4 separate regions of the Mus musculus genome follow, and all the other regions are linked to region 1. A link is a loop called in an ENCODE intact Hi-C map of the cell type or tissue named here. Cell type or tissue: left cerebral cortex. All regions are shown on one strand.

Region 1 (8,000 bases):
TCCTGCCCCTGGTACAGGGCCAGCAGCCATGGGCCTTCAGAACTGTCAATGACTGCTATGGGCATAAGGCTTGTTTGTATACTAATGTAGATGTTTTACATTCCTCTTTTTAGGAATGTCCTTCCCATTAACATTTTTTTTAATTTTTCTTTTTTTTTCCATTTTTTATTAGGTATTTAGCTCATTTACATTTCCAATGCTATACCAAAAGTCCCCCATACCCACCCACCCCCACTCCCCTACCCACCCACTCCCCCTTTTTGGCCCTGGCGTTCCCCTGTACTGGGGCATATAAAGTTTGCGTGTCCAATGGGCCTCTCTTTCCAGTGATGGCCGACTAGGCCATCTTTTGATACATATGCAGCTAGAGTCAAGAGCTCCGGGGTACTGGTTAATTCATAATGTTGTTCCACCTATAGGGTTGCAGATCCCTTTAGCTCCTTGGGTACTTTCTCTAGCTCCTCCATTGGGAGCCCTGTGATCCATCCATTAGCTGACTGTGAGCATCCACTTCTGTGTTTGCTAGGCCCTGGCATAGTCTCACAAGAGACAGCTACATCTGGGTCCTTTTGATAAAATCTTGCTAGTATATGCAATGGTGCCAGTGTTTGGATGCTGATTATGGGGTGGATCCCTGGATATGGCAGTCTCTACATGGCCCATCCTTTCATCTCAGCTCCAAACTTTGTCTTTGTAACTCCTTCCATGGGTGTTTTGTTCCCAATTCTAAGGAGGGGCATAGTGTCCACACTTCAGTCTTCATTCTTTTTGAGTTTCATGTGTTTAGCAAATTGTATCTTATATCTTGGGTATCCTAGGTTTGGGGCTAATATCCACTTATCAGTGAGTACATATTGTGTGAGTTCCTTTGTGAATGTGTTACCTCACTCAGGATGATGCCCTCCAGGTCCATCCATTTGCCTAGGAATTTCATAAATTCATTCTTTTTAATAGCTGAGTAGTACTCCATTGTGCAGATGTATTTCCCATTAACATTTAAGACTCGATGATAATCAGAGACAGCATGAGTCTGGGAGGCAAAGGTATGACTCTGTCTCAGCAAAAATGGTAAATGCTGGGACTTTAGAACTCCGATTTCTTTTGCAATGTTAAAACAAAATGTGTGCTTGTTGTCTCTTTAAGCATAAAAGGGCTGGGAATCCCTGGAGGCTGATTTTTAGGATAATCAAGAAGAAACCTGAAGTAAATGATTGGATTGATCTGGAAAATTAAAGACTGGGCTAACGATCTGCAGGAGATGTGCCACCCAGAGAATGTTTTAGAATAGCAAGAGAGAACTGCTTGGAGAACGGTCTTAAGGAGAACAAAGAGAAAGAGCTGTCCAGAGATCTCTAGAGTAAGCAGATCAGAGGGTAAGAATGCAGAACAGAGAGAACGCAAGCTGGAAAGCCATCTCCAGAAGAGAGCATAGGCTGCCAGCTTAGACTCATGACTTGACTTTGAGTCATTTGTTTTTGCCGTTCCCACACACCCCTTCTTTTGGAACCCTTCTAAGCCTAGGCTGACCATTGGCGCCGTGAGGAAGTCCACTCGTGCACTTAGATAAGCTTAGCCAGAGGGGTAACTTACCCACAGACTCACTGCTGGCTAAAACTCCCAACCTCTTCTGAATTCAGGTAGTCTGACTTCACCGTCTACAGTCTTAACCCTCTTTTACTCACAGAATGAATTCTATATATGAATGAAATGGTCAAAAATTAAATTTTATTTGAGAAGGTTTTTCCTTTGTAAGCTTTAAGCAACATACGATTCACCTGGAAGGGTCCAAGAACTTGTTCCTAAAGAACTCTCAGGTGACGCCCATCAAACTGGTCCTCAGATTAGTCACTTGAAGGGACTGTTTGCGGCAAGGGGAAGATAGTTTGAAAACAAATCTTCCGCTAATGAGTTTGAAAACCAGAGAGACTTTATCAGGCCAGTGCAGTAATAATATTGCAACTTCAGAACAGCAGACTGGAAGGGACCTTTCACATGCACTAACTCTCTGAAACCCTTTACGAAATCGATGAGGTTTAGCACCTCGAGACATGATTTATAGAATGCTCCACGTATTCTTTACCTGTCAAAAGGCAGAGAAAAGAAATGCATTCTGTGGACGCTTTTCTCGCAAACATTCTACGGCGGAAAAGGGACGGGCGGGTGGATAATGGCCCTGTGTACTCAGCCATCTGCTGGGTTTAAGGGCTGAACTCTGTCTACCATTAGCTTGCAGGTTAAGAAGCAAGAGCGAGCCTTTAAGGCAGGGCTGCTTTCAGCTCTGTAAACAGGATGGCGTTTTTCTATGCGTCTTTCCACACAGTTTTGCTTAAAGTGAGGAGGTTAATTGAAGCGAACGCACAACTCTTACCCCGAGAGAGAGGGTAACAGGGAGCTGCTTCTAAAGGAATCCTGAGCACGACATTAGGCAGGTTCTCTGGGGCAGCCTAGCTGCAGAAAGACAGCTGCCTGAATTTAAGCACCAATTAAAGATTTTGCTGCCTTTAGACGCTTCCTTTCACAAGAACCTTCTGGTTGTGTACTTAGAAAGTTAGTCAACTGCATATTCTGCATACGATGAAAAAAAATACCGAGTCATTTATCACCGAAGTAAATATTGGACAAAGTATCTGTCAACTGAGTTTTCAACATAGGCTGGACTGAAAACCCTCATAGCATACCAATTGTCAGCTGCGTGTGCCCCTAAATGCCTAACATATCACCCTCTAGCAAAACATGAAAATGCAAAGGGTCACACCTTAAAAATATGCTTTTCTGGTACGCATTATCTGTTTTATATAGCCATATCATAGCCCGTAGAATTTCTTAGTAGTAAAACGTTCCTTCATATTTCTGCTATGTTTCTATTGGGAAAAATAAAACTGGGGGCAGTGAGCTGCCTTAGCAGTTAAAGATGCCTACTCTGCAAGCTTGAGGGCCCAAGATGGATTCCTGGACCTCATTTATCTTCGTTAGCGTTACTATAGCTACGATAAAGCAGCAAGACCTACCGAAAACAAGTTAGAGAGAAAAGCGTTTATCTAGCTTACGTTTCCGGATTGGTGTTCTTCACGGAAGGAAGTCAGGGCAGGAATCTGGAGGCAGGACCTGGCGCAGAAGCCATACGGGATGGTGCTTGTTGGCTTCCTCAGCCAACAACTGAGGACCTCCAGCGCAGTGCTGGCAGGGCCCACCATCAGCTGGGCCCTCCCACATCAGCCTCTAATTAAGAAAAGGCTCCATGGGTTTGTTTGCACTTGATCTTCCTGAGGCATTTTCTCAGTTTAGGTTCCCTCCTTTGAGATGACTCTAGCTTGTGTCCAGTTTACATAAAACTGGCCAGATCATTATGTAAAAGGGAGAAGGGAGAAGAGAGAAGAGATTCTGCAAAGATGTCCTCAGACCTTCACAGGGGCAACATGGCACATGTGTCCACACACAACAACAACAACAACAACAATATAAGGTTTTTTTTTAAATAACCTAACTTGGACAAGTCAGTAAAGATACAATAGATGCCTCTGATAGTCAAATACAAAGCAAAAATGAGAGAGATTTATAAATAAGGACATATTAATACATGGAATTTGATGTGACAATTCTAATATTGTCATTGTTTAAAAGTATTTCGAACTTCCAGCCCATAGCACTATAAGAAGATACATTTCTAATGTCTTTACTGTTTTAAAAAAATATAGTTTGGGGCTGGAGAGATGGCTCAGTGGCTGAGAGCATCAGCTGCTCTTCCAGAGGACCCAGGTTCAATTCCCAGCAACCACATTGTGGCTCACAACTGACTGTGATTCCTGTTACAGTGGATCAAGTCTATCTTCTGGTCATTGCAATCACCATGAATATACATAGTATAGAGATGAACATGCAGACAAAACACCTGTACACATAGATAAATAGATGACAGACAGAAGATAGGTGATAGATTATGATACACAGACAAATAAAAAATACATAGATACATAGATGATGGTAGACAGATTAGATAGATAGATAGATAGATAGATAGTAAGTACTTCAAATTTTGTTTTAGCTAATTGTTCATTATCAGGAAAGATCTATTGTTTTGGTGTCAAAATGTAGACATAGAAAGTGTTGGTAAACTGCTTTAATGAACTTTGAATATATATATATATACATATAAAGGTTCATGATGATGGTAAAGGTGTTTAATTCAGCTATGCACCAAAAACTTCTCAGACAAGGCTATTTTCTGCTTGACTCTCATACAACTCAGAATGTTCCCACGTGATTGCTCTCATAATCCAGTGGATTCTACTAAACTAAATCTGTTTTAATTTGTCCCCTGTTACTAAGCAGAAAAGCACTATTGGAAGCGGAGAAAAATACCTACTTATACATTACTTGTGCTTACAACTATGTCTGGATTGTCACCGAACTGCTCTTCAAGAAAACCTACTTCACAGTAAATACAAACTCACAGTGTGAGGCCACTGAACATCTATCTATCTGCCTGACTCGAAGAGCCCTGTAATATGCAGTGCAACATCTATGGGGCCTTCAGGAAGTGCTTTCTATATAAAGTTCAAAAGATTTCAAAGTAGACTGTGAGGTTCTCTTTGCCCCTAAAGAAACTGTTCAATTCATAGAAAGGAGCGGTGGGGGTGGGGGATGGAGACACAGTCATTTACTCAGTAAATTTCAAAAGCCATTGAACGTGTTTATGCGCCAGTGTAATGACAGTTTTAGAATTTTGGTTTCTTTAGAAAACACAGACATGATATAAGCATGTGTTTTTGTTTTAATCACAGGTGTGGGGAGTGGGGCGTGGGGCGCCGGGGCGCTTGAGACTGTTTGCAGCAGCTAACTCTGATTTGCCTTGTGCTCTGGCAGAAAGCATGGATCTGCCAACTGCAGATCGTATCTGGGATTGTGAGACATTTTGAATTCTGGCAACTTTTTAGAGGGCTTGGAAAGGCTAGAACTCTGAAAGGCAGGTTTGGTGGTTGTTGGACATTCAGGGGTGTTGGCTGTGGTTTGTTCGTAGTTGTGCTCAAAGAAGAAACAAAAGGAAAGAAATTAGATTCAGGGATCTCTCTCTCTCTCTCTCTCTCTCTCTCTCTCTCTCTCTCTCTCTCTCTCCCTCTCTCCCTCTCTCCCTCTCTCCCTCTCCCTCTCTCCATCCTAGACCCACCTTCCAATCCTATCTCATAACAAAGAGTGAAACAGAGGAGGGGGGATATGGGGGGGGTGTAAAGGTTGAAGAAAACAAGAAACCACTAAGTGGCAAAGATCAACTACAGCTACAAGCCTAGGGAAGAAATTATTAGCCTACAGTACGATTGGATGAAGGTACTTGATGTGTCAGAAAGGGAAGATGCTCTGAGAAACTGACTTTTCCTATGAAGCTAAGTCAGTCTGGACCGGCTAATGGATTGAATATGCTGGAAGAGAAAGAGGTCCTTCACTCAAGCGCAGCAAGAGATGCCTGTGAACTTGAAAACCCTGGGGAAAGATGCAGGAGAGCTAGCAGAGGAGTGTTTGTGAGGAGGGCAAAGCCAAGGAAACCTCAGGATGCTGGGATGCTGGGATGCTGGTCATGCAGAGCTCTGCAAGCAAACCCAAGGATTTCCTAAGAGCGCTGTAGGAGTGACTGAGGGTTTGAAACAGCATCACCAAGGACCTGTCTCTAAGAGACCCACTTCCGTGCTTTGCAGAGGAATCCTTAGAGGGCAGGCGTGAAAACAGACTACAAGGAGCCATTCTTTTTCCTTGTCAAACGAGAGAGGTCTCTCTGGACACCAAAGCACCTGCAGTGGAGGTGTTAATTTGCAGAGGCAAAAATAGATAAATTTACATGATAAGAAAGGAGGAGCTATCAAGGATTATTGCCAGATTTCTAGCGCCTAAATCCAGCCAGCTTCTTAATGTGGTGAAATGGGAAGATCCTTTGTGATCAAGCTGCTAAGATTTGGAGCAGAACAGCGTGGACGATGTCGATGGACCCAAAATCCCAGGACACTTTTGGCCACATGAACATGTGAGATTTTCACTTTAAATTCCACCTTTAAGACCTTGTCCCAAATATTGCACAATGCTAAATACTTCAAGGAATTTCTGTTTCCCATGTTAACAAGCAATCGGGATAAGTTTTACATCTAAAGTGGTTAGTACGAGGTCTGTGGCCAGTGAAGAATCTGTCTAACTTTGCTAGGACACCCGACATTTTCTACAGGTTTAAGGAAAGACAGCTAAACTTTTGCCTGCTTCTCAGTCTGTATGCAGATTCTGTTTCTGCACTGGGTTCCCCCGCCCCTAAAAATTTAACACTTATTTCCTCCCACCCACAGGACAAAATACCAAGTGCTTGTCTCTGATCAGCTATTGATTTTGTGCCATCTGTCACCTGGGATGCCTGAACTCGGTGATGCGGCATCTCTTAGCTTACATTTTCCTAGGCAACCGCAGCTTCCAAAGTGCTAGACACGGACCTGTTTATTCTCTGTCTGTCACTGTGAGTTGTTTATGATTTTTATTGTTTATAATTTACATCGGAATGAATTCACCGAGTCTAGTGGAAATTTGCATTCGAGCTGATAGGTTGAACAGACGGGTTTTAAACCCTTATTGTCCTCAATCGGGAGGGACTAATGGAGAAGTCAATCAATCCAAACGAACTGCTCAGTGCGACATCATTTCCTAAAGGCTTTCTTTACCTCCTTTTCACAAAGCTATTCCTTAAAGTTCTTGTTTGAGAGGGGGAAAAAAAAAGAGACGGTGACATAAAAAGAAATCTATGTGACTCTTTAGCTTGAACTGTGCTATTTATTAAGAAGTAGGTTATGTCCATAGATAATTCTTATAACACATCCTGGTCAAAGTATCAGGTTGCTTCAAAGTTATCATAAGAATCACAATTATACTTAGTTTTAAGAAGATGTAGCAATGAATGGATGAAACATCCATTATTATTCCATAAAATGCAATTTCCCCTTTCCCAAACCTTTGACTTTTCTCTGCTTACCCAATTCATCTAATTCATGCATATTCTAATGATGTTCCCTTTGTTTCCAAGGACCTGAAATGTATTCAGCCAAACTAAAAATGATAAGATGAGGTCACCATTATAATAAGAACCATACTAATTCATTGGGTACTTAAATGGAAAATATATCACTGCATCTGACCACAGCTCTGACAGGAAGTGGCCTTGAAAGCTAAGGCCACTTGGTCTTTTGTCACTTCCTAGAATCTACTTTTTATGCGTTTGATTTGGGCAACATGATTATGTAAGACACTCTAAGCAGCAACAAAGAAAAGAGAAAGAGACTCTGGCTCCAGGCTCACATGCTTTCATAGATTTGAAATCTCTTCAAGCCAGAAGCTGTCAACTGATTTTGAAAGGAAATAGTAGATGTTTCTCCATAGGTATGCTGCCGTGCACGGTTTCAATGAAAATTCAATGCACACAATGGCATGCTATCTAAACCATATTAACGCTCATTTATTCATTTATTCTTCTTCCAGTGAGCTTGTTCTGCCCAAATTAAACTTTACTCTTGGAACTGAAATATGTGTACATCAGAACCAAAGGCTGAACTCGCCATGGTCTGAATGTACCGTAGTCTCGGCTGCTCAGGGCAGATTTGGATTGACTGTGCCCAACTGTGGACAATTTGGCTTCCCTCAGCTGTTAGCATTGATCCACTCAGCTTGAAAGGAGGGACTCGGGTCACTTCTGTGTTCTCCACTTTTCCCACATTGCCTTCTCTCCTCGAAATTCTGTTCTCCCGTCTCCCCCTGGAAAGTTCTAGATTGTCAGTGCAAACCAACCACCATGAATAATACACTTAGATGATCAATCAGAAATGGGATAGGTAAATATGCAAGATCCAAAATTCAATTTGGCTCCCCCAAATTATATTTTGGAAGAATTTACAAATAAGCGAGGATTTAATTTGGAGGAGATAAAAATCCACAGGCTAGAAGCTGCAGACAGCTACATAGATGCAGAAGGAAGATGATTTTCT
Region 2 (8,000 bases), 88 kb before region 1:
GTGATTTGTTCTGTTTGAAATTCTATTTACTCATGAATAAATTACAAACAATTTCATTAGAAGGGCTTTTGAGAGTCTGGTTTTTAGATTGATTATTTTAATAGTCTTGTCATGTATTATAAAGTTGTTTGTTACAATGCATATGGAATTTGAACTGTAAGATTGAACTGAATTCATTCTGAGCTTGACAACATGATTTAATTAGATGAGACCTTGCCAATGGGTTGCTTATGGTGGCAGGATCAGATGGAAGGCTGCAGGAGATATTCATTTAAACTAAATATAAAAAACAGTACATGACGATTATCCATTGGAGAGAGATTTTAACCAAATTCAATAAACTTCTTTGCTTAAGTGTCATTCAATGTCATAACAACACAATATTCAGTGGTTTTTCTTGTGAGACTATCAGAATCACACTTTCGATCCTTCTACGGTAGAGGGAAGATGATTTCCTAGGGAGTCTTGGTGTAAAGCAAAGAAGAAGACAGATTCACGGTCAACTCCACTCTTAGATTTGCCTACAGACTTAAGAACTTTGGGGAATTATCCGCATTTTTGGAGACAGAAATACTCAGGATACAAAATGATTCTAAGACCGGGTGTTAGAAACGCATAAATGAATCCTTAACCCCAGTGAAAACAACGTTGTAGTTGTAGCTCCAGTAGTGTTGTCAGAGGCTCTACTGACAATTTGTAAGAATGGAAATGCTGATGTGTGAATATTTATGCTAATGTGGTCCACTGAGATTAAATAAACAAACACAAACAAACAAAAATTGCTAGTCTTAGCCTAACACCTTTTCTTTCGTAAAATGATTAGAACTAAAAATATTTCTGCCACTCATGGCTCAATTCACAGTGAAAGAGGAGCCTAATGATATCTTCCTCCTCCTGCTCCTGTCTTCCTCCTCTTCCTCCTCATGCTCTTCTCTTCATCCTCCTCCTTTTTTTCCTCCTCCTTTCTTAAAATGGAACTGACCTTCCAAGGGGTATATTCCCTTACTATTGATCATGGGCGAAAGGTGACTCCATTTTAATGACAAAAACAAGCACACTATAATTGAAGGCAGAAGATTCTGATCAAAGTTATGAGTCCCTCACACTGCTTTGAGCAGGTTTATCTCATGAGTGGCCATAGGCTTGATAATATAGTATAACAATACTAACAGGGCAAATACAGCTTGTATTTAACACTATGGCATCAAAGCATCTTTATCCCTTGCCAAGCCTAAAAATTCTCAAACAAATAATAATTAATCTGCTTCAGGGCATGGCTCCTAGTAGCACTAAAGGGTAAACACATACTGTGTTTAGAGGATTGATTTTTTTTTTTTTTTTTTTTTTTTTTTTTTTGTAAAATCTTGCAAGTTTCTTTCATTTGGACTCTCATAATCTCACACCATCAAAAGAACTTCATGTATTTGAGAAAAACGGTTGTGTGGCTCAGCCACAGGCTAAGTGCCAACTCTTTAACCTTTCCTAGGCAGACAGATTCTCAGTTCTTTAATCATTCTGTCACTGTCCCTGTTGGCTGGATGCTGTGGACTTTCTCAGCCTTTCCTCTGAATATAATGATGACGTATGAACATCAACTGCTCAGAAAGTGCGCAGTCTCTTCACCAGGCTTTCTAGGAACTTTACTCTTGGTAAAAGACCGGCAAAGATGGCTAGCTGTAACTCTCAAAGTCACACCAATTACATTTCCCTCACAGTCTACAAAAGTTCTTATGCTTTGTCTAATTATTTTGGGCTGGAAATTATTTTGGTTGTAAACAACCAACTTTACTATTAGTATGTTGCTCACTGGTATTCCCTCTAATTTTGAATTTTATTAAATTCATGTGAGTATATTATTTTTGTAAATATATAATACACATATATGATACTTGAATCTTGATTCATTGAACTGAAAACTTAGCATTAAAAACTCTAAGTTAATAGGAAAACATTCATTGAACAATCATCTGAGATTTTTGTCCAGGATGATACAGCGTCCTACCTATAAACATCCAATTTTGCACATCTACCCTGTAAAGAATCTCCTTCAAGTCCACAAAATAAAATCTGCTTTCATCAAATGAGTTCTTAGTCTAGCTTTTCCAGTCTGGTTTATCTTGCTAAAGGACTACTTGAGAGTGGATGGACTATAAACAAGGAAGTTTATCTTTAACCCATAGGTTTTAGAGACAGAGTGGAAGGGTGGAGGGGCAGATCTGACAGAAGTCTCCTGCTGTATCACAAAGTGATGGATGTCATCATATGGTGGGAATATTTGTGAGGGCAATGATCAGAAGCCTGCAGAAGAGATAAAAACATGAGAAATAAACTTAATTATAGTAGTGACTAATTCCTTCCTACAAGATCAAATGTTCACTTATTTTCTATAAGGTTGAACAACAAGCTTCTCATTAGGAATTGTTTCTGAGTCCTCTAGACCTCCATCTACGTCAAGACCACTGATATTGATGAATTGAAAAACCAAGTCTCAATCTGAGTTTCAGTTGGGACACACCATGTTCAACCACAGAATCTTAGGAAGGGAATTATGGTATGAATCAAGGTTAGCAGAGTCACAGTGAAACACCACACAGTCTTGCTTGTGTTCTAATCCATAGTATGTCTATTATCCTAATGGTTTCTAGTAGCTGCTGTTCAATAGAAAAGAGTAAATGATACACTGTAGTCTTTTTCTTGTAATCAGGAAACCTATGTTCTTTCTCATAAACCCTACTCAATAGGCATCTTCTTAGGGCTTAATGGACAAACATGCATCAAAGGCTTGCTTCACATCTTACAAAGGAAGACCAGGAGGCTATGGAGATGGATCATTGATTAAGAGAGTACACTGCTCTTAGTGAGTCCAAATTATAATCCCACTATTCTCATGAGGGGATAGATAGAGATTAATAAGTCCCCAATTGTTTGCATCATTTCAAATGTGCCACAACTTCCATTTTGACTCCTGTGCACTTTCAGCATGCCAGGCAAAATTTTTTTTTTCTAGTTGGTTGACAATAATTGTACCATCACTACTCAAGAAGGCCTAGTGTACTTTCCTTGTTATCTGTCGGTGTTCAGTTTAAATCTCTCTAATATCAGGCAGATTAACATCTCGAAAGCTCATTACTTGCTGTGTATTTTCTACTCAGGAGTTCTTTGATGACATAATAACACCCAGTAAACATATAGACACCCTGGCTAAGCCACAGTACTTAAAGAGCTGTTCCATTGCTACTTTTGTTTATAAATCAGGTAACTGGAGTCTGACTCTTGCGATCCCAATCTGCATGGGGCGATTGGAAACAGTCCAACGAGTCTTAGCGTAAACTGCTCTTGCTTTATGAAAAGGCAGAGACAAGTAGGGCTGTGGTCTTTATTTCTGTTTATTAGATGAGTCTTAACAGTTATACTCTCTGACTTCCATCCTTATCTGAAAATTGAGTTTAGAATATCTCCTGACAAGACAAGGCTCACACTATCACCCTGTTATCTCCGACCCCACAGTTCCTACTAGAATTGCTTACCAGAGCTAAAAATTCATAGCAATAATTTCCAACTTTGGTAAAACTTCACTGCAGGGAACTTAAGGAATGCAACTTTAGTATGCATCACATTTCTGAAAGCTGACAAGCATTAGAAAAAAGTACTCAAACACTGTTATTTTCTATCTTGCTAGTCTCTAGAATTACAGCTCTGTAGGCAAACTGTGGCTTTTGTAGAAATTTTTTTTTGAAATTTGAATTGAGTGTTTTCCTAAAAATAATGCATTGAATGTTGAAACACTGATAGCTATGAAGATCCAAGGTTGGTACCCACTCGTCATAATTCTGTATTAATCTCTGCTGCAGCCCCGAGTTTCTGTCTCTCACTTTTCCCCTTTGCATAACATGTTCTTACAACCTCCACTTGCATTATGCAAGCTTGAGCATTGTGGATATTGAGAGTACTTGCCTCAAAATGCTTTAAAATTTCTATTGGCAGACATACTTCATCACATTATGCAGTGACTTCTTGCAAGTTTTGCATTTATTATCACTTAACAAAATTGTGGTTGTGTTATTAAAGATAAAACTAAAATGGTGTCTCAGTGTGTAGGGGGAACTATGTGAAAATTTTCAAGTTTTCACATTATCTTTAATACTTTATATACACATTATATTTTATACTTGGGCATAAACTTACTCTAAGATGCATGTTATCTAACTATATATATAATGAAACACATTTTAAATAATAATTAACATTTCTCATAATATTGCCCTTGGGCCACATGAAATAACAGAGCCTCAGGAGGAGAAGATGTGATCTTTCTGGTGTAAAACTCGAGGACTATCTCAATTTCACTGCAGGCCAAAGGGTGGAGTTGCATCCTGAATATTTCCACAGATATTGGGAGACATGAAGCCTCCTAGCTTCTTTGGAAATACTGTGACACTCCCCTGAGAAACCCTCAGGCTCATTGTATTTTTCTGGCTATCATCACAGAAGACCATAGAAGGTACTAAACCAATCTATATTTGTGTTTTTTTACAGTCCTGGATGGAGTTTGGGGTCTAGGTATTGACCGACTTAGTATCTCTAAAGGCTCATTTCCTTGACTTGTAGATGGCTTTACAACTAAGGCTGTCCTCCAATGGCCCTCAGGGTACGCACATCCCTGGTGTCTCCTATTTATCTCCTAAGAGAACTAGCCATGCTGGATCAGGACTTAATCTTCAGAACCTTAAATGTCATTGGCTCTTTCTAGGTCATAGCTTTAGAAAGTTTCATTGGTGTTTAGCCTTCAACACACACAACACTTTTCCCCTCTGGGGCAGAACAAATGGTTGTCATTACATGCATAACAATGCCTGTGCTTGCAACTCTCTAGAATTCATCTGCTTTGTAGTTCATAACCCCAATATCTCAATAGCTTTCCTGGTAAAGAAAGAGGAAATTTGTACCTATGAAGTAACAGTTGATACCCATGGCTTCGCAAGTCCAGTGCTGGTTTAAATGGTCCCCACATACATTGCAGGAGAGAAACACTGTTTTCAATCAGAGATTCAGCAGATATTCTTCTTCTAGAAAAATTATAAACTTCTGCTTCAGTAGACATAGGCTACCCATAGCAAGCACAAATATAACTTAACACCATTCAGTATGTATATTGAAGTCACATAATACACTAACAGATCTTAAGTAATCTTGCTATTTTAGGGGAAAGTGAGAAGATAACACTTTTTTTTTCTTTTTTTCCCCAGTATAAAATCAGAGCTGGAGGTGATAGAGAAACTTAAAAGTTATGATATATATATATATATGTGTATATATATATATATATATATATACACACACACACACACACACACACACACACACACAGCTTCTTTGGGATAATGAAGGTCTTGAGTTTATATAGTCATGATGACTGGACCCTTTTCAAAACAATTTTGTCTAAAAATTGCAATGAACTATTTACTCTCAAAGGGTGGATTTTCTAGTATCTCCATAAAGTTGTTATAGAAACGGAGTAAGGAAGAGGGGGAATTCCCTATGCTGGCCTTCTCTTTATAGAGCAGATAGTTTAAACATTTACCAGCAGTACTCTAGGAACTTCTAGTTTAGCTTTATGATCACGATGCTAAATGATTAAGTTCATGGACATATCATTGAAAGAGTGAGAGGAGCTGGGCGTGGTGGCATATGCCTTTAATCCCAGCACTTGGGAGGCAGAGGCAGGAGGGTTTCTGAGTTTGAGGCTAGCCTGGTCTACAAAGTGAGTCCCAGGACAGCCAGGGTTATACAGAGAAACCCTGTCTCAAAAAAACAAAACAAAACAAAGTGAGAGTATACTTGTTTTTGTTTGTTTGTTTGTTTGGTTGGTTGGTTTCTTGTTTGTTTGTTTTAGGAGACAATGATAAGAGATTGTTTATTTTAAAGGCACTTTATGTAACCATGGCTCAGGAACACAGAGTTTGTTTTCCTCAATTCCATGTTCAATTGTGAAAGAAGTTTCCTGAGTTGTTATAGTGTTACAGAATAAAGAGAGTCATAAATCAAGGAAAGGCTAAACTACATCAGAGAGGCAGGCACAGGAAGAGTCTTACAGATTTTAGGAAGCAATAATGTGCAGTGTTTGGAAAGTCAAATTAATGGAGAAAGATATTGTATGCTCAATTTCTGGCTGTGCCATTTGCTAAGTTGTATAATATAGGGCAAATCATTTACCTTTACACAAGCACACATATGTATATATATGAACATTATATGCTAAGTATGCCTATTTGAATCTCATAGATAAAGATGAGACTTAATGAAAGCCAAGTGCCTGATATGTCAGTAGTGGGAAGAAAGAAATACAGTGAGTGAGTGAGAATGGTACAATATAAAATACTTTGACTACAAATCCTAAAATCTGAGCACTGTGAATAGCTGAGACTTCTGACAAGTTACTAACTATCTTTTCTCCTCATCTTATTCATCAATAAAATGATGCTTCTGGTTATCTAATGATAAATGACAAACCACCCCAAAACTTGAAGTGGTAGAAATGAATAATTATGCATGTCTCAGTCCATAGGCTGCACAGACACAGTAGCTCATTTCACATGTGACTTCAGGCTGGTACCAACTGGAACAGCATCTACAGCCTTTACTGGGGGTGAGCATAATGATAGCATACGTGGTTGGCAGTATTTTCTGAGTCCATAAAGCCAGAAATTTTGATGTATATTCCCACTGAGAATATATGACCCTGTCTCAGTCACTGAATTTCTTCATGGCCACATTTTCTCATCTGGAAAGTGGGGGGCTCACATTAGACCTCCAGCCCCTGGGCTACTTCTATCAACTCCTCTACTGCTACTTCTGAGACACTGTGCATCCCTTAACCAGTGCTCAATTATTCCTCTCATATGCTACCAGGAGTCAGCATTGATTTCACAGAGCCCCATTCCCTGATGGCAGTTGATTGATCAAAATACGACTGTGTCAAACAACATTTTCTCAGAGGAATGGAAAATGAGGCTCAGGTGCATATCCACACTAGGCAAACTAACAGTGGGGTAGGTGAGGACAGTCAAGGCCAAATGATATTGACATTGGTCTGCAGACACCATCTGAATTCATGTCAGAGCTGGAGGAAAGGAGGTCCAGGTATATATTCCATGTCAGTAACTATGACTTTTCAGCTGAGATTCCAGGATTTCTGTTACGGAAGGCAATACAATCAAAAAAGAGGTAATATTTTTCCTTTGACTTTCTTTATGTTTTTGTTTCCATCCTTTTATGAGTATGTTTCATCTGAGTTTCTACACAAGGAGATTTGGAGGAGACAAATGCCTACAAGTGATGTTCTCATTTTCTTTCCAAGTCACTTTCCAAATGCATCTTTGGAGGTAACATTTATAGTTTTGTTCCTGGCTTTCATGGGAAAGTGAACCCCTGCACTAAGACTTCCTGGTGTCTCCCTTGTCATTTCCTTTATTTTACTTGAGTGTCATTCCTCTAACCTCAAGGAATCTGTCTATTCTGCACTCTTTCACACAACTGATTAACTTTAACAAGTCTTTTTTAAAATAAGAGTTAGAATAGTGTATCACAACAGGAAGAACTTTTTCTTTTATGTACCAAAATGATGACAGTCTTAGTCACACAGACAGCATTCTGCTTCACTCATAAGTTAAGTGGCATGTTCTAATTTCTCCTCTTGGAGTTTATTCTGAAATGTGAAACTGAGCATTTCTCCGGTTGAATAGCAATAACGCACAGTTATACAGTAATTGTGTTTGGACAGTCATGGTTCTTTCTGCTATGCATTGCTTCCTAATGCTTTTACAACTGTTTGAGGTAGGCGATCTTCCCATACCAATAGTAATATAGAAAAGGATTTGTATGTCATATGAAAACCATTCCATACTCTTTCATCTCAAGGATCCTGAGCACAATTACTATGCAGATTCGTTTTTAAACCTAGACTAGCTTTGAATCACTAACCCACCTTCAAATAACTACAT
Region 3 (8,000 bases), 110 kb before region 1:
ATGTGGATCAGATCTCTGGCTGCAACTGGTGAGATGTCATTTGTGGTACCCGGCTCGTTCGCTGTAGCCAATTGTGACCAGCCTTCTTTTTCCACCACCTGTAAGCCTTTTAACTTAGCATACAGATTATTATTACAACAACATGTAGGTTTAAACACATCATTTAAGACAGTGATGAACATGGGAGCCCCATAAAGGATCTTAAAAAGAGTAAGGCTGAATCAAAAGGGAGTATTTCTAGTTCTAAATTGGGCGTGGGAAGGAGCACCAAGTCTGTACCAGTCTCTTTTAGAATTTTATTTATCTTTTTTACCCGTCCTGAGCTTTGGAGCCTGTATGTACAATGTAACTTTTAATTAATCTCTAATATCTTGGCCAGTCCCTGATTTACCTGGGCAACAAAGGCAGGTCCATTACCTTGGGAAAATTTCTTTTAGGATCTTCTTAGCTATCACATTGGTCGGCTCGTATGTTTTTAAGAAAGCAATTGATGTGGATGTAAATGAAAGAGAGGCAAATAGGTTCTCTCCTTCATCTGTTCTTCCCATTAGTGGACAGAAAACAGAGTAAGACAAAGTCTATGGGAACCATAAAAAATGCAGAACAAGACAAGAAGCTTAGAAAAGAAGTGGGTGGGACAAATGATTGATATGTGCATCAGCAGACCATTGCAATTTGACTTTTCCTCTTGGTGAGACAATGACTGTCTAGAGATAACTGAAGAGAAAATAGCATGGGTTTGAGACAGAATATAATCAACCCTTGCAAAGTGTTTTCTTGTCCAGGTGAGTGGAGAACTGGGAACATCTCAAAATAAACAAACCCAAGGAAAGTGTTTTTAACACTCTGACATAACAATCAGGTTTCATGTCCAGTTGAAGCAGCAAAGTGGAAAACAATAAGACTTCTGGACAGACAGGAGAAATTCATGGGAAAATGTTTTCAAGTAAGAAAGAATAAGCTCAAGTGAACAGGTTGAAGGGTTAGGGTTAGGGTTAGGGAAGAACAGCAAAGTATGAGGGTACAGGGACAGATACACAAGCATCCTTAGCTACAGAGCGGGGAGCTAAGGATGGGTATGGTCAATGATGTCATTTCTAGATTGCTTTCATCTTCTTTTAAAGTTATATTTAAGTATGTATGTATGTATATATATACATATATATATATATAGTTATAATATATACTTATCAACTCTATTCTTATTATCACCCAGCCAGCCCCCCGCACACACAATAATTGGGACATAGTACTAATGACTTATTTAGTCAGCTTAACACATTTCTCTATGCTAGACGAGTTAATTCCCAGCTGCACTCCCCAAGTTATTTGCTGTTTGAGTCTCACCTGGACTGACTTTGTTCCATCAGTCTGTCCTCATGATCCACTTCTCCTGGCCACCTGCTCATTATGGTCTATCACTTCTCATGACATCTTCCTCCTCTCTCCACCTTCCTTCTTCTTTCTTCTGTTCTCTCTCTCTTGTGATCTCTACCTTTGACCCCCAGCCTAGCAACTGAAGCGCTGCCTACCTCTATTCTCTCCATAAATTGGCTGTAATAACTTTTATTTAACAGCTTTAATTTGGGGAGCAAGGTTTACACAGCAACTGCTGATATACCTGTGAACTCACTTATCTGGTCGCAGCTAGGTCTTGGGGATCAAAATTTAGCATTTGTACACACAGCAATACCAAACCAACCACCAACATGTCTGTCTCTGTGTGGGTTTATTCACACAAATGCAGTGTCTGTGGGGGCCAGAAGAGGGTGTTAGATCCCTCAGAGCTGGAGTTACAGATGGTTATGAACTGATTATTCTTTTATTTATTTATTCTTTTTTTTAATTGGATATTTTCTTTATTTACATTTCAAATGTTATCCCCTTTCCCAGTTACCCTCCCTCCCGGAAACTCCCATCCCATCCTCCTGCTTCCTTGAGGGTGTTCCTTCCATCCACCCACCCACTCTCACTTCCATGACCCTGATTCTCCTACACTCAGGCATCTATTGAGCCTTCATAGGACCAAGGACTTCTCCTCCCATTGATGTCTGACAAGGCCGTCCTCTGCTACATATGCAGCTGGAACTATATGTTCTCCTTGGTTAATGGCTTAGTCCTTGGGAGCTCTGGGGACGCGGGGGGTGGGGGGTCTGGTTGGTTGATATTGCTGTTTTTCCTATTTGGTTGCAAACCCCTTCAACTGCTTCAGTCCTTTCTCTACCTCCTCTATTGGGGACCCTGTGCTCAGTCCAATGGTTGGCTGTTAGCATCTGCCTCTGTATTTGCAAGGCTCTGACAGGGCCTCTCAGGAGACAGCCATTTCAGGCTCCTTTTGCTCAGCACTCTTAACCATTGAACTATTCTTCCTGTCCCTGCTTTCTACTTTCTCTTGTGAGATAATGCATTAGAATTTGAGAAAGGGGACAAGTTATTGTGTGCTTCCTACTTCCCACAAGAGGCAGTTACTTCTATCTTCCATGGACAGACAATTTCTTTCCCTACCACAGTGTCTGCATCTCTTAGCACATGTCTTTACAGATGGTACCAAGGCATCCTCATCACTTAGGTCATGCAGGTGTCCCTCACCTTCAATGAGGTGAGATATGCCTCCAGTGGGAATCCACCATTTAGAATTTATTGATTCAGCAAAGATTTTTTGACTGGCTTGCCCTTATTGTCTGTTAGACGAGTCTAGATTGTGTAACTTAAAAAAAAATACAGCTCTGCCTCTCACTGATGAGGATATCAAGTCACAGACACATAGTTCCAATTCTTGTAGGTGCAGTGAAAGAGAAACGTAAAATTTGAGCAGACATCCAAAGGAAATAGCTATTAAGCAGCAATACATAATGATGCAACACATAGCTGAAGGAGCATTCACAAAGACCTTGAGGTTGGTTGAGAAAATAACAAGCAGCCAATGAAGTAGGGGCATAGAGAGTGAAGAAAATGAGAGGTGAGAGTCAGAGGTCAGTTTGCAGAAAGAGGTCAGAGGTAGGGGACCAAACAGCGTCTAGGCTATGTTCAGAAATGCCATCGTTTGATAAGAACAATGAAGAGCCTTGGGGTCTTTTGCAAAAGCATTTCAGAAGTAAAGTACCTCTCACATGGAAGCACAAAGACTGATCAAAATGTAGTGAACTTTTTAAAAGAGCCATTTCGTCCCCAAGTATACTATGCAAGTGCTATGGGCAGTATAGGCCAAACAGATTCACAGTTGGACAGACAGACACAGTGCACCATCTAACTTTTCTGTAGTTCTACATATATAGGCTCTGTGTCTTGGTGCCACTGCAACATCATATTCTGTCTTTCAATGTACCTTTACATAGTCATTTCCTATACCCAGTGCTCTTCTATTCTCTACCTAATCCTACCTCTTCTCACTTCTTCAGTGTTGCAAGAGTTTCACATGCCCACAACTCAACACCCTTCACTCATCCTGCAATTTTTCTGCCTCTTACCTATTTCATTTGAACTCGGAAATTCAGTGGGTTAGTTTCTCTGGGTTTGGTAATTGGGACCTGACAAGTCAGCTCTGTTGCTGTATCATTACAATCTCTTCAGACTTTCATTGGCTAACAAGAAATAAGAAATGATGACTCATGCAGAATAATATTTTAGAATGTCCACAGAACAAGATCCTATGCTATGCCTTCTTCTTTCTGATTAACTCTATAGAGGTTGGCGCCAAAGCGTTGAGACTAGCCATGATAAAAGCTTTGTTAAAAAATAACATTAAAGTTTAATAACTTTAATGTGAATTCTGAAGAAGACGACTGCCATTTCTTTACAAATCCTGACTTTTGAACATGGTACCATAAATGGTTTTCTTGCTTGAGGATAATTAGGACATGTAAGGGTAGAGGGAAAAATATTTTCTTGAATATTTAAGTGTCTTATTAAGACAGATAGTTTTGTCTCCCCAGCTCCTTCCTTTCATGTCTATATAGTGACAGGGTTTTGCTTTGTTTGTCTTGGTTTGGTTTTTTGAACAAGGGTTGTTTACCTCTTTACATTGTCTATCTTCTCTAAAAGAAGCTATGACATTATTGGGGCTAACTGGATACTTGGGTTATCATATCTACCTTCTAATTCATGACTTTTAAAGGACATAAATGTACCTTCTGTTTTCTATTTCTATTCTGCTTCCATTTGACTGCCCAGGCAACCTTATACCACCAGGAAGATCTGGAAGCTATTAAGATGAAAAGAAACAAAACATAAAAATCTTAAAGTATTTACTTCATTCCACAATGATTTAATAATCATCTATTTCCCATATAATATCTTGTCTAGTCAATGCCTCATTTGTATTTTTGGTTTTGATGCAAAATCTCACTATGCAACCCTGGGTGTCCTTGAACTCACAAAGATTGCTTGCATCTGCTTCCAAAATACTGGAATATTTTGGAATATACATGCCACTATCCCTGTCTTCTTTAAATACCTTAATATGTTCAGATAAACAGGGCATGATATTATTTTGCACAAAAGGAAGGGAAGATGAATAGAGGCAGTATCTAGCACTCTATGTCATTCTGGGTTATCTTGGTAAAGGGCAAAATATAATTTCAGTAGACATATGAGCTTAAAATATTATTTAACAAACTGCTTTTCTTGATTGTCAAAACCTACAGATTTTCCTCACCTGTTATTTTAAGAAAATGTTAGCATTTGCCTAAAGTTCCTAATATAACTCTTTTTTTTTTAACAGTACAAACTTTCCCAAAATAAGCAGTTTTAAATTTGTTCTTAGAAAATCATGTCTGGTGGAAGGCAATCAGTGCAAAAGCTCCAACCTTTATAGACACATAGAGGAAGATGCTTCGTGCATGTGTACCAGGCTGTGCTCATGACAGCCCTTGGGTATCCTTGACAGAGCAGTGAAAGATGAGCAGGAAACAGACATTTTACTTTGTGTCATCGCATGCTCCTTTTGAGAGTTGGGGGATGGAAGTATTTTCTTTCCTCTATTCACTGTTAGTTCTGAGGTATTTTACAAACTTACATTGACCATCACATGCCCACTGTAGGATGATAAGAATGGGAAACACATGAAAGCAGAGAGGATGAGAAGAGAACTTATGATCTGAAGGGAGACAATGACATTGACAACTTTTGATGCTACAGAGGTATAAAGAAATAGTTTTTAGATGCCTGTTTATTTTCTAATGAAAGAGATAAAAGGAGGCTCTGAATTATGATAATTAAAGGATGGTGAAGCAATGTGGGAGGAGTTGGGGAAGAGGAAACAATAATATATTATATGCAAAAATCTATTTTTTCAAACAAACAAATGTAGTGGGAAAAAAGAGACTGAAATAACAGTAAGGTACCAGCCTGAAGAGTAAGCCAGATGACATGTGGAAAGGGCTTTGTGCTCACATTAGACAAGAAAGTGACTCATGGAGGAGATGATAATTTGGTGAACCAAGAGAACAGATTTGTATGGCCAAATAAATTGTTTTACAGTTTCTTTAGATAATGAAACCACTAGGAAGACACAAAAAATATTTGCACGTACACTTACCATAAACTGATGGCAAGACCCCCTATTTCTTTCTTTTTTTTTTTTTTCCATCACTGGAAAGAGAGGCCCATTGGACACGCAAACTTTATATGCCCCAGTACAGGGGAACGCCAGGGCCAAAAAGGGGGAGTGGGTGGGTAGGGGAGTGGGGGTGGGTGGGTATGGGGGACTTTTGGTATAGCATTGGAAATGTAAATGAGCTAAATACCTAATAAAAAATAGAAAAAAAAAGACCCCCTATTTCTTGCTAAAGACAACACCTACATAATGTACTCATGATGGAAAAGGTGAGCTGGTACAGAAAGGTACTCTGCCCTTTACCAAAAGAGAAAAGACCGCCAACTCAGCCATAAGCTGAGTTGGATTAACAAAACCCTTGAATTGACAAAGGTGTACTGCCTGAAAGATATGCTAGCACAACAGTAGCACAAAGCTTATGGGAGTAACCAGCCAATGATTTGACTTTAGGCCCATTCTAGGATATGGAAACCATACCTTACTTTGCTTGAGTGGCCAAGATCCTGAGACTAGATAGCTCAGAGGATCTAGTGGTAAACAAAAGACTACTGTACTTTAAAAAAGTGCAATCAAATGGCTCCTACTGACATTCTGCTATACTCATAGACCAGTGTCTTGCTTAGCTATCATCAGTGAAGTTTCACCTAGCAGCACATAGGAACAAATGCTGTGACTCACAGCCAGAAAATATATAGAGAATGGGAGACCTTAGAACACTCAGCTCTAAATAGGATGTCTCCAAAAAATCCCTCCCTTTAGGGCCAGGGAACCCCACAGAAGAGGAAGCAGATAGAATATAAGAACCAGAGGGGATGGAGGACATCAGGAAGGAAATGCCCTATAAATCCACATAATTGAAGCACATATGAAGTTCAAAGGTTGATGCATCATGTATAGGGCCTATACGAGTATGTACCAGGTCCACTGTTTCCAATTTACTATTTCTATGGGATTTCTGAGTGTGCTAATGAGTGGGTCTCTGTCTGTTGTGCCTTCTCTTAGAATTTTCCTTCTGTTTATTTCTCCTGTCCAATTCCACTATGTTAATTTTTGTTTATCATACTATATTATATAATATTATAAATTAATTATATATTTTATAATTATCTTTTGGAAATTTGATTTTTTAAAATTATTTTTATTGGAAATGAGATTCTTCTCTCATACAGTATAGCCTGACCAGTTTCCTGTCCACCTCCCCTCTCCCCCAGATCTACTCCCTCTCTGTTTCCTCTTCAGAAAAGAGTAGGCCTCCAACAGACAGCTGCCAAACAGGATAAAACAAGATTAAAACAAACAAAAACAAAAACAAGACAAAAGCCCTCATATCAAGGCTGGACATGGCAACCCAATAGAAGGAAAAGAATCTTGAGAGCAGGCAAAGGAGGCCTTATTGTTTTCTAATGAGAGACAGAAAGTGAGTGATTTCTGGTAGGTGGGGAGATGGGGAACAATTGGGAGGAGGAAAGAAAAACCATAATCAGGATATATTATATAAAAAAAAGCCACTTTTTTATTTAAAAATAGATTCTTCTCTCATACAATACATCCCAACCACAGTTTATTTTGTTTTGTCATGCTTAGTTGTTATCTCTTAGAGGCCTGATCTTTTCTGGAAAAAAAAATCCATTTTCAATAACAGGAAAAAATATTGACACCTATGTTTATTGCTTCTCTGTTCATAACAGTTAAGAAATGGAAGCAACTTTGTCATTCCTTCAGTTGACAAATCAATCATGAAAATGTGTTAGATACATACTAAGGAACACTATTCAGCCCTAGAGAGAAATGAAATCATTAAATCTGTAGGAAAATGGATAGAGTGAGAAAATATATTAAGTGAGATAACCAAGACCCAGAAAGAAAAACACTGCATGTTCTCTCTCATCTTTGGCTCCTAGCTTCAAATACACAGATGTTGATATGTAACCTGGAGTAACTGCAGAGACCAGAAAAGTAAAATAGTATCACTGAAGGGACAGGGAGTTCTAGAGAGGGGAGGGGCAGGAGACAGGGGATATGAAGGGGGAAATGGGAAGGAGAACTTAATTGGCAAGGAGAGAGTTCAACACAGAAGAACAGGTAGAGAGGAAGGATTTTAAAAAAAACCCTCAGTGACGTTATTACATAAAACACATTTATAAGTATATGCACATGTGTACACATGCATGTGTACCTTAAAAGTTTTGCCACTTTGACTGACAATGTTTCCCCAAAGATCCATAGACCATCTAACGAAAATTTAGCACCAGGCATTAGAAACTTCTTTATATTGTGGGTCAGAGAAGTTCAAGAGACTCCCAAAATAATACAAACTACTGCTGCTGGCCTTGGTTGCCTCCCATAGGCTGAAAGTAAGCCCCAATTGTTGAAGATACTTCATACACAGGACTCACAAGGTTTGAGCTGGATCTGACTTAATGTCACCGTCTTGAGGAATAATTTT
Region 4 (8,000 bases), 99 kb before region 1:
GGTACATTTACACAATGTACTCAGCTATTAAAAACAATGAATTTATGAAATTCTTGAGCAAATGGATGTATATGGAGGATATCATCCTGAGTGAGGTAACCCAATCACAAAAGAAGTCACTTGATATGCACTCACTGATAAGTGGATATTAGCCCAGAAACCTAGAATACTCAAGCTAAAACTTCCAAAACACAAGAAAATCAAGAAGGAAGACCAACGTGTGGATACGTCATTCCTCTCTAGAATATGGAATAAAATATCCATGGAAGAAGTTGCAGAGACAAAGTTTGGAGCTAAGACAAAAGGATGGACCGTCCAGAGATTGCCCCACCCGGGGGTCCATCCCATAATCAGCCACCAAACACAGACACCATTGTATACGCCAGCAAGATTTTGCTGAAAGGACCCTGATATAGCTGACTCATGTGAGGTTATGCCAGTGCCTGGCAAATACAGAAGTGGATGCTCACAGACATCTATTGGATGGAACACAGGGCCCCCAGTGGAGGAGCTAGAGAAAGTACCCAAGAGCTGAAGGGGTCTGCAACCCTATAGGTGGAACAACAATATGAACTAATCAGTACCCCCCAGAGCTCATGTCTCTAGCTGCATATGTAGCAGAAGATGGCCTAGTCGACCATCATTGGGAAGAGAGGCCCCTTGGTCTAGCAAACTTTATATGCCCCATTACAGGGGAATGCCAGGGCCAAGAAGTGGGAGTGGGCATGTAGGGAAGCAGGGCCTGGGGAGGGTATAGGGGACTTTTGGGATAGCATTTGAAATGTAAATGAAGAAAATATCTAATAAAAACATTTTTTAAAAAGAGTGAGAGAAAAAAAAAAAGGATTGTGCCTCCAAGAAAGAACAGAAAGTTATACCCTCAATACTGCAACATTATGGCTACCTAGTCAACCCAAACCATGACAATGCTAATAGAAATGCAAATGTGAAAGGGAAATTTTAAGGGGCCTCACCCCTAGACAAAGAACCACAAGCAACTAATAACTGCTTACAGTTGTTCTTAACCTGTGGGTCCTGACGTCATTTGGTGGTCATATATCAGATATCCTGCATATTAGATATTTACACTATGATTCATAACAATACCAAAATTATAGTTATAAAATAGCAACAGAAATAATTTCATGGTTGGGGGTCACCAGAACAAAAGGAAGTCTATTAAAGTGTGAAAATATTAGGGATTTTGAGAACCACTGTTGTAAGGCAATATGGTTAAGAGTACTTACGGTGATAATAAAGATGTGCTATAGTATGTTGTTCAATAGCAGAACAGTTCTCTCTATGTGACTCTGGTGGCCTTGATGTGCAGCATGTGTAGCTGAGAAAGTCATTTTCTCATAACATTCTTTAGGACACAATGTTGGTTTAAATTACTATGATAATAATTTTTAATTAATTTGTATTTACATGTTAAAGGCCATAAATGCTAATCTTCTTGGATAGTGCAGTTGCAAATTAATGCCAGAAAATAAATTAGAGCATTACCTGATCCACGTATTTTCAAAACTGAAAAGAGGAAATTGCTTATTTTAGATATGTATATCAGCTACAGCATAATTGTATTCAAGACCAACAGTATAAGACTTTTAAAAAGTGACAAAAAGACACACATTCTTGTGTTTACAGAAAGAGTTAAATCATACACTTAAGTCATAATTTGAAGTTCTGGAAATTATGCAAGGTTTATAAACAGGCTTTTAAAAAATATGTCATAAATTAGAGTTTATGTGTCATAAATAGATAATGTTTATTAAATCATTCCTTATCTCTCTACATGTAAAACTATTTCAATACATTTCATGCCTAAGTTTGTGGAAGCATATATATATATATATATATATATATACACACACACACACACACACATACATACATACATACATACATACATACATACATAACATTACTACCACCAATAGTCAAATGTTTTTCATGGAGTATATAGTGTGTTAATGGCTTTATACACACTTTTTAAATTTACCCACTTACTCATCCTTGAAGGTACCTACTGATATCTGCAGTTGGTACGTATTAGACAACTGAAGATGCGACATTCTATTTCTTCTATTTTACCCAATTTACAAATTTTAAAGATGAATGCTACATCCAGTCATTACTAGCAGCAACAACTGACTATCTCTAAATACTCTATATTGAAGTATTTAGAATGCATTTTATTGATATTCAGTATTTTAATTCTCCCACTGAAATAAAGGCTCAATCAAGAGTAAAATGACAGAACAAGTTGCTAAAGAACTTCCTTATTGTATAGTCAATTAGATTCTATGGCTCTCCATCAACAATAGCAACTTAAACAAAGCCAGATACCGGAAGGTACACTAAAATGTATTACTATCCGTTGACAGGAACAATTGATTGGTTTCTATTGTTTCCTGCAGGGAAGCCGGATAATAACATTGCCTTTTCCTTTAAATTTTGTAACTAGTCATTAAGTAAGGAAAATTTAACCAAAACATATTTCCAAAGGAACCTGCTGCCTTGCACGTTCCTCCCAAATGCATTCACAGAGTGACAATGGCCTTTACAGTCTAAATTTCCTGTTAAGAGACATCAGAGCACTTGGAAACAGCAAAGCCATCCCTAGCTGCTGATGTGCAAGAATGAAGAGACAAAATGAGAATGGAAGACAGTGTCCACAACTGTGGCATCTCACGCTGAATGCCAATCTCAACTTCTCTTTTAAAAAAGTCTCACATACCATAAAGTGAACATCACAGCAATATCAGGGCCATTCAGAAAATCTGTCAGTTTAATTCATATTCCACCAGTAACCACTTCACTGCCATCAGCTAATGAATTTCATGAGGCTCTTCTCCAAATGTTTTGGAAATGAGCATCCCCAAAGCCTCATTTTTTTGTATTTTGTCTAAGTTCCTTTTTTACCATCAGTGAAACTGGACCATATATTAGATGATTCATATTATCCAGTGTCAATGCTGTCTTTATATTTTATTATATGAATGTATATATTCTTATATGTCAATCTTTTCAAACCTAAGAAACCACATGAATAAAATCAAACTGCTGTACCAAAATGAGTGCTTTATTGAACTCAACTATGTGATAGCCATGATGATTTAAACTTTACTTAAATTAGCAGTCTCTACTAGTGGAAACATCATTTTTTAAAATATAATTTACAGTAAAGAAAGTAACTAAGGATGAGAGGCAATTCTTGGGCATTCTTCCTCCAAAGAATTTAGAAGGTGGGAAGAGGTGTCTTGCAGAAATGTCGTGACTCAGCCATTCTATGAGTGTAGAAAGAAGCATATGCCTAAATATGGCTAAAATTTTCTATTGCTTCTCATCTGAAAATAGACTTCTGTAACTTTCATAGAAAAGGGCTATTTTGAACAAACCAGAGAAAGTAGATATCTAAGATATTACGAACTTCATCTAAATTATCCAAAAATTCTTAGCCAGAAACAATTTATATCACTTATAATATGTGGGAATCTTCTTTTCGCATCATTAATAATTAAGTTAAAAATCATAGGGCTGAGGTGGCTCATCTAGTCAAGTGCATGTAATATAACCATGAGGACCCATGTTTGAATCCTCAGCACCCAGGTAAATGCCAAGTAGGATGTGAGGGCCTGTAACTCTGACACTAAAGACAGAAAATAAAGGCAGGGGATGCTTGGAGCTTACTAGCCAGCCAGTCTAGCCAATCAGTGAGTTTAAAAAAACAGTGATGCCTTGCCTCAATGTAACAAGGTAGACAGCAATAGAGGAGGACAACTCCCATTGATTTCTGACCTTCATAAACACATGTATACTTGTACACACATAAACACACAATTTAAAAAGCAGTTAAGTCAGGAAATTATCCATTCAAATGCATACTTTAATTTTACAATGTGAATTAACATTTACTGAGATAAGAAACTGTTAAGAAATGGAATTATCACCTCATGGCAGAACAATAGAATAGATGATGATCCTAATTTAGATATACACCCATTCTGGTTGCAGGTCGCATGACTGTGCATCTTTAGAGCCTTAGAGTAGGAAGGCATTTTAACCTGTGATCTAAAATATGCTTAGTGACCTGTAATTCTCCTAGGAATGAAGAATGAAAATCCAACATCTACAGACAGGCCATAGAGAACAGTAAGGACAACTGAAAATCTTCACCTATCCCTGCGTTCTTTCACATCTAGTATCCCAGTCCCACTTCCAGCCCTAGGCAGACTACCTCCTATACGTAGCCTTCCTCCTTGCCCTCATCTCCAGTGGATCACACAGAACGTCCTGCTAACCCTCCTTCTCCACTCTACTCAGCATTTTACTGTAGCCATCAACTCTAGGAGGCCTTCCCTAGGAACCCATCAGACAACCCAGCTAGAGATACAAATAGGTCACGGAAGCATGTAGGCAAGCCTCAGATCTTCACTCTCTTTCAATACCTTGCAGACCAAAGAATATCATGATTGTAGATTAAGAGAAAAAATGACTCTTAATATATATGTACTGGCTAGTTTTGTGTCAACTTGACACAGCTGGAGTTATCACAGAGAAAGGAGCTTCAGTTGAGGAAATGCCTCCATGAGATCCAACTGTAAGGCATTTTCTCAATTAGTGATCAAGGGGGAAAGGCCCCTTGTGGGTGGGACCATCTCTGGGCTGGTAGTCTCGGGTTCTATAAGAGAGCAGGCTGAGCAAGCCAGGTGAGGCAAGCCAGTAAAGAACATCTCTCCATGGCCTCTGCATCGGCTCCTGCTTTCTGACCTGCTTGAGTTCCAGTCCTGACTTCCTTGGTGATGAACAGCAGTATGGAAGTGTAAGCCAAATAAACCCTTTCCTCCCCAACTTGCTTCTTGGTCATGATGTTTGTGCAGGAATAGAAACCCTGACTAAGACAATATATGAAAGCAAAATCAGAATAAAGGGATAATAGGTTAATTACTTATCATTACCCAATGATAAGATAAGAATATTTAACTTATTATATATATATATATATATATATATATATATATATATATATATATGTGTGTGTGTGTGTGTGTGTGTGTGTGTGTGTGTTAAAGATCTAAAATACACAACAAAATTTCTGCAGAGGTAACTTCACAATTGGTCTTGAAATGAAAATACACTGACTATCCATAAGACTAGCCCATATTCATTTATTCTGAAACATGCATATATTTAGACAGAATAGCATATGTAGAAAACTATTCACTGCCACATTGTATGGTCATAGTAAAAGACTGAAAAATATACATGAAAAAACAACTCCACATTTATTAAATGGAGCATATATTTTGAAATTGGGTTTATAGCTTCTCTGTGGATGAATCTTCTTATTTTCACTTTGTCCTCATATTTATACTTCTTAGAGTGAGACCCAGCAGGAGTCACATTAGGTCACCTAAAACTCCCACAAGGGAACCCACATGACCTCTCTACTCTGTAAAGAATCTGGCACAGCAAAAGCATCAGATCAAAGATAGGAGCGTGACCTTGACTCAGGTCCCAAGCAGTGTTTACTGTTCACGGGAGAGAACTCTAAGGAAGAGCATTGAGGTCATGGATTAGAAGAAACAGATGGAAGAATTGGTTGACTCATATCCAGGTCATTCAGAAATAGTGAAAGAGACGCAACAGAGATAATAACCTCACAGAGGGCTGCTGAAAAATTTGCCTCAGATAATATGGGAAATAATGCCAGAGATCTGAGGAGGTCAGAAAAAGTTTTGGCAGAAGCAGATGAGAAAGCAAAGAAGCCAATATGTCTTCCCTGGGTGTTTTAACCTTCCAAAGGTAAAGTTAATCTGATGGCAGCTTTTAGAACTGACAAGTTTTAGGTTTTCCTCTAGGCAACTGTCATCGATCTATATAGGAACTGTAAAAGAACATGTCAAAACTTGGTTCTTAGTTGGTATGCGGACCAGAAGAGGCAAAACTTTCATTGTTCTTCAGTGAACTTCCAGCAGTTCAGTACAGACCGAGGGTGACCAAAACATCAAGTGAGAAAAAATAAAATATGTCATATATGCTTCATAAATTGTAATTGTGTTCTCTACTTACTGATTTTAAGATTGAATTCCCATGAGATGAATTCCTGAGAATGGGGGTTGGGAGTAGGAGAGAGAGAGAGACAGAGAGAGACAGAGAGAGACAGAGAGAGACAGAGAGACAGAGAGAGAGACAGAGAGAGAGACAGAAAGAGAGACAGAGAATGTCAAACATGCACATCTATTGCACTGCATGCAACCTGCAAAGTAGCATCTTGTTACTGGCATTTCCCTAATTGGTTTCATGAATATTCCAAGTTCGGCATTAATTTTTTCCATCATGGAGATGTGCCAAGGACCTGCTTTGGCTTGTAGAGGGGTTCTGAGAGAAGGGGTGTCTGGGAGCAGCAAAACAGATAACTCTAAGTCAAATCATGGATCCAAAATGACAGTGTATGTTCTACTCAAGATGGCTTTCCAGTCTGCATTCTCTTTGTGTGTTCTGTTTAAGACAACTTTTCAGATTTCTCCCTGTGATTTGCTCTTTGGAGATAGCTTTCTCTTGCTATTTTAAAAACTCTCTGGATAGCTCTTCAAAAAGCACAATATTTTATCTTACATATCAATTCAGTCATTACCCCAGGCTCCCTTTTATAATCCCATGAATCGGCACCTCATGACCTTAGCTCCTTGATTCCTAAAGACAACAAGCACAAGCACAAACAGTAAGATAGCTGGGTAGAACACCACCCAGAAATTATCCTTCTAAATATGGACCTAAATTAGCTCTGTCCTAGGCTGACTTTGAGCTCAGGAATCCACTTGTCTTAGTAAGCTTAAACAAACAAACAAACAAACAAACAAACGAAAACAGAGAAACAAAAACAAACAAACAAATCTTAGTTGGGATCCTGCCCTGCAACCACCACTCCCTAAACGTCGTATCTCCTTCCTTAGCATCTTTCTGACATGCTGGCTCACAGTGCAGCTGCCTCTGTTCCTTTAAATCTGTAAAGCTCCTTATATAATTTATATTACATACTTATATTTTACAAAGGTTAGAAGCTAATATGTTTTCAAACTCATGTTTTCAGCATTCTTTCCCAGAGCCCTAAGGACTGTCCTGAAGTTTCTATCATTTTGCTGAGACATAAATACCTCTTAGCCTCCTGGATTCATGCTGTCTTTGATTATCATGGAGTCATTAACCTTAGCAGGGAAGACATTCCTGGAATAAGGAATGTGAAAATATGTACAACATTATACAAGCAAGCCTTATGTACACAGCAACCATCAACATTCCTGGAGGCCCATGACCTGCTGACTCTGTAAAGAATCTGGCACAGCAAAAGCATCAGATCAGAGGTAGAAAATCATGTCACATGTCATATTTACCCCTTGCGTGGCCAAGCTAGACGCAGCAGAGATGAGGAAATGACCTTAGGGCTCTTTCAAAGTTTAGCTAGCTAAAATCAGAGAGGAGGAGGTCTAGTTTGATCACATGATCTGATTCTAAAATTTCTTTTCTTATGAAATACAAATGCCAGTAGTTAGCCCTACTTTTCTGCAGAATCTAGCCATATCTACTGCTATTCCATAGCTAATAACAGAGGGCAGGCTTATGTGCCAGTCAAAGAGCAGGCTATTACTCCAGAAATCACAATAGCCATAGAACTACCATTGTCTCTTATATTCAAATCACATAGGCAACAATGGAGAGAACCCTTGCATTATGAGGTAAATGTCCTGATATGAAGAACCCACGCTTTCTAATAGGCAGTAAGCATACAGTCCTTTCTACTTGAAAAGATGTATTAGATTATACTGTACTGAGAATCTCTATTCAAGACTATTTGTTATAAAATATTCTTGGGAATATTTATCTAGATTAAAAGTCAATGGTGCTTTTCTCATAAAAGTGCATATTAAAGAAAAAATTTAAAGAAAAATGTTCATCAAAGCAAACCAATAATCACAGTATTGCTAAAAATTCACACC

The links. A loop is a pair of places that touch in the nucleus more often than their neighbours do. Peaks named below come from ENCODE experiments on the same cell type or tissue, not always from the same donor. Only the 100,000 strongest peaks of a DNase experiment are listed, where the experiment ranks them.
Region 2: it touches region 1 in a loop (2.8-fold over the local background); 2 of 42 quality-filtered maps call a loop at or near these places.
Region 3: it touches region 1 in a loop (2.2-fold over the local background); 3 of 42 quality-filtered maps call a loop at or near these places.
Region 4: a loop joins it to region 1, with 2.8 times the contacts of the local background. A loop is called at or near these places in 2 of 42 quality-filtered maps.

Annotation. Positions count from the first base shown.
Region 1 is chr10:109,635,694-109,643,693 of GRCm38, forward strand. Gm40757 (a long non-coding RNA gene) reads left to right here. Exons shown (of 3, transcript XR_872022.2): 3 at 6,321-6,443. Among named protein-coding and RNA genes, the nearest start is that of Gm40757, 42 kb to the left of the region's middle. In left cerebral cortex, no CTCF peak of the experiment used is centred here; DNase peaks (open chromatin) are centred at 1,454, 4,794, 5,681, 6,371 and 2 more places; H3K27ac peaks cover 2,995 bases.
Region 2 is chr10:109,547,357-109,555,356 of GRCm38, forward strand. No RefSeq gene overlaps it. Among named protein-coding and RNA genes, the nearest start is that of Gm40757, 47 kb to the right of the region's middle. In left cerebral cortex, no CTCF peak of the experiment used is centred here; DNase peaks (open chromatin) are centred at 3,916, 7,451 and 7,628; H3K27ac peaks cover 1,323 bases.
Region 3 is chr10:109,523,449-109,531,448 of GRCm38, forward strand. No RefSeq gene overlaps it. Among named protein-coding and RNA genes, the nearest start is that of Gm40757, 70 kb to the right of the region's middle. In left cerebral cortex, no CTCF peak of the experiment used is centred here; DNase peaks (open chromatin) are centred at 4,518, 4,879 and 5,337; H3K27ac peaks cover 2,363 bases.
Region 4 is chr10:109,537,157-109,545,156 of GRCm38, forward strand. No RefSeq gene overlaps it. Among named protein-coding and RNA genes, the nearest start is that of Gm40757, 57 kb to the right of the region's middle. In left cerebral cortex, no CTCF peak of the experiment used is centred here; a DNase peak (open chromatin) is centred at 3,259; H3K27ac peaks cover 1,792 bases.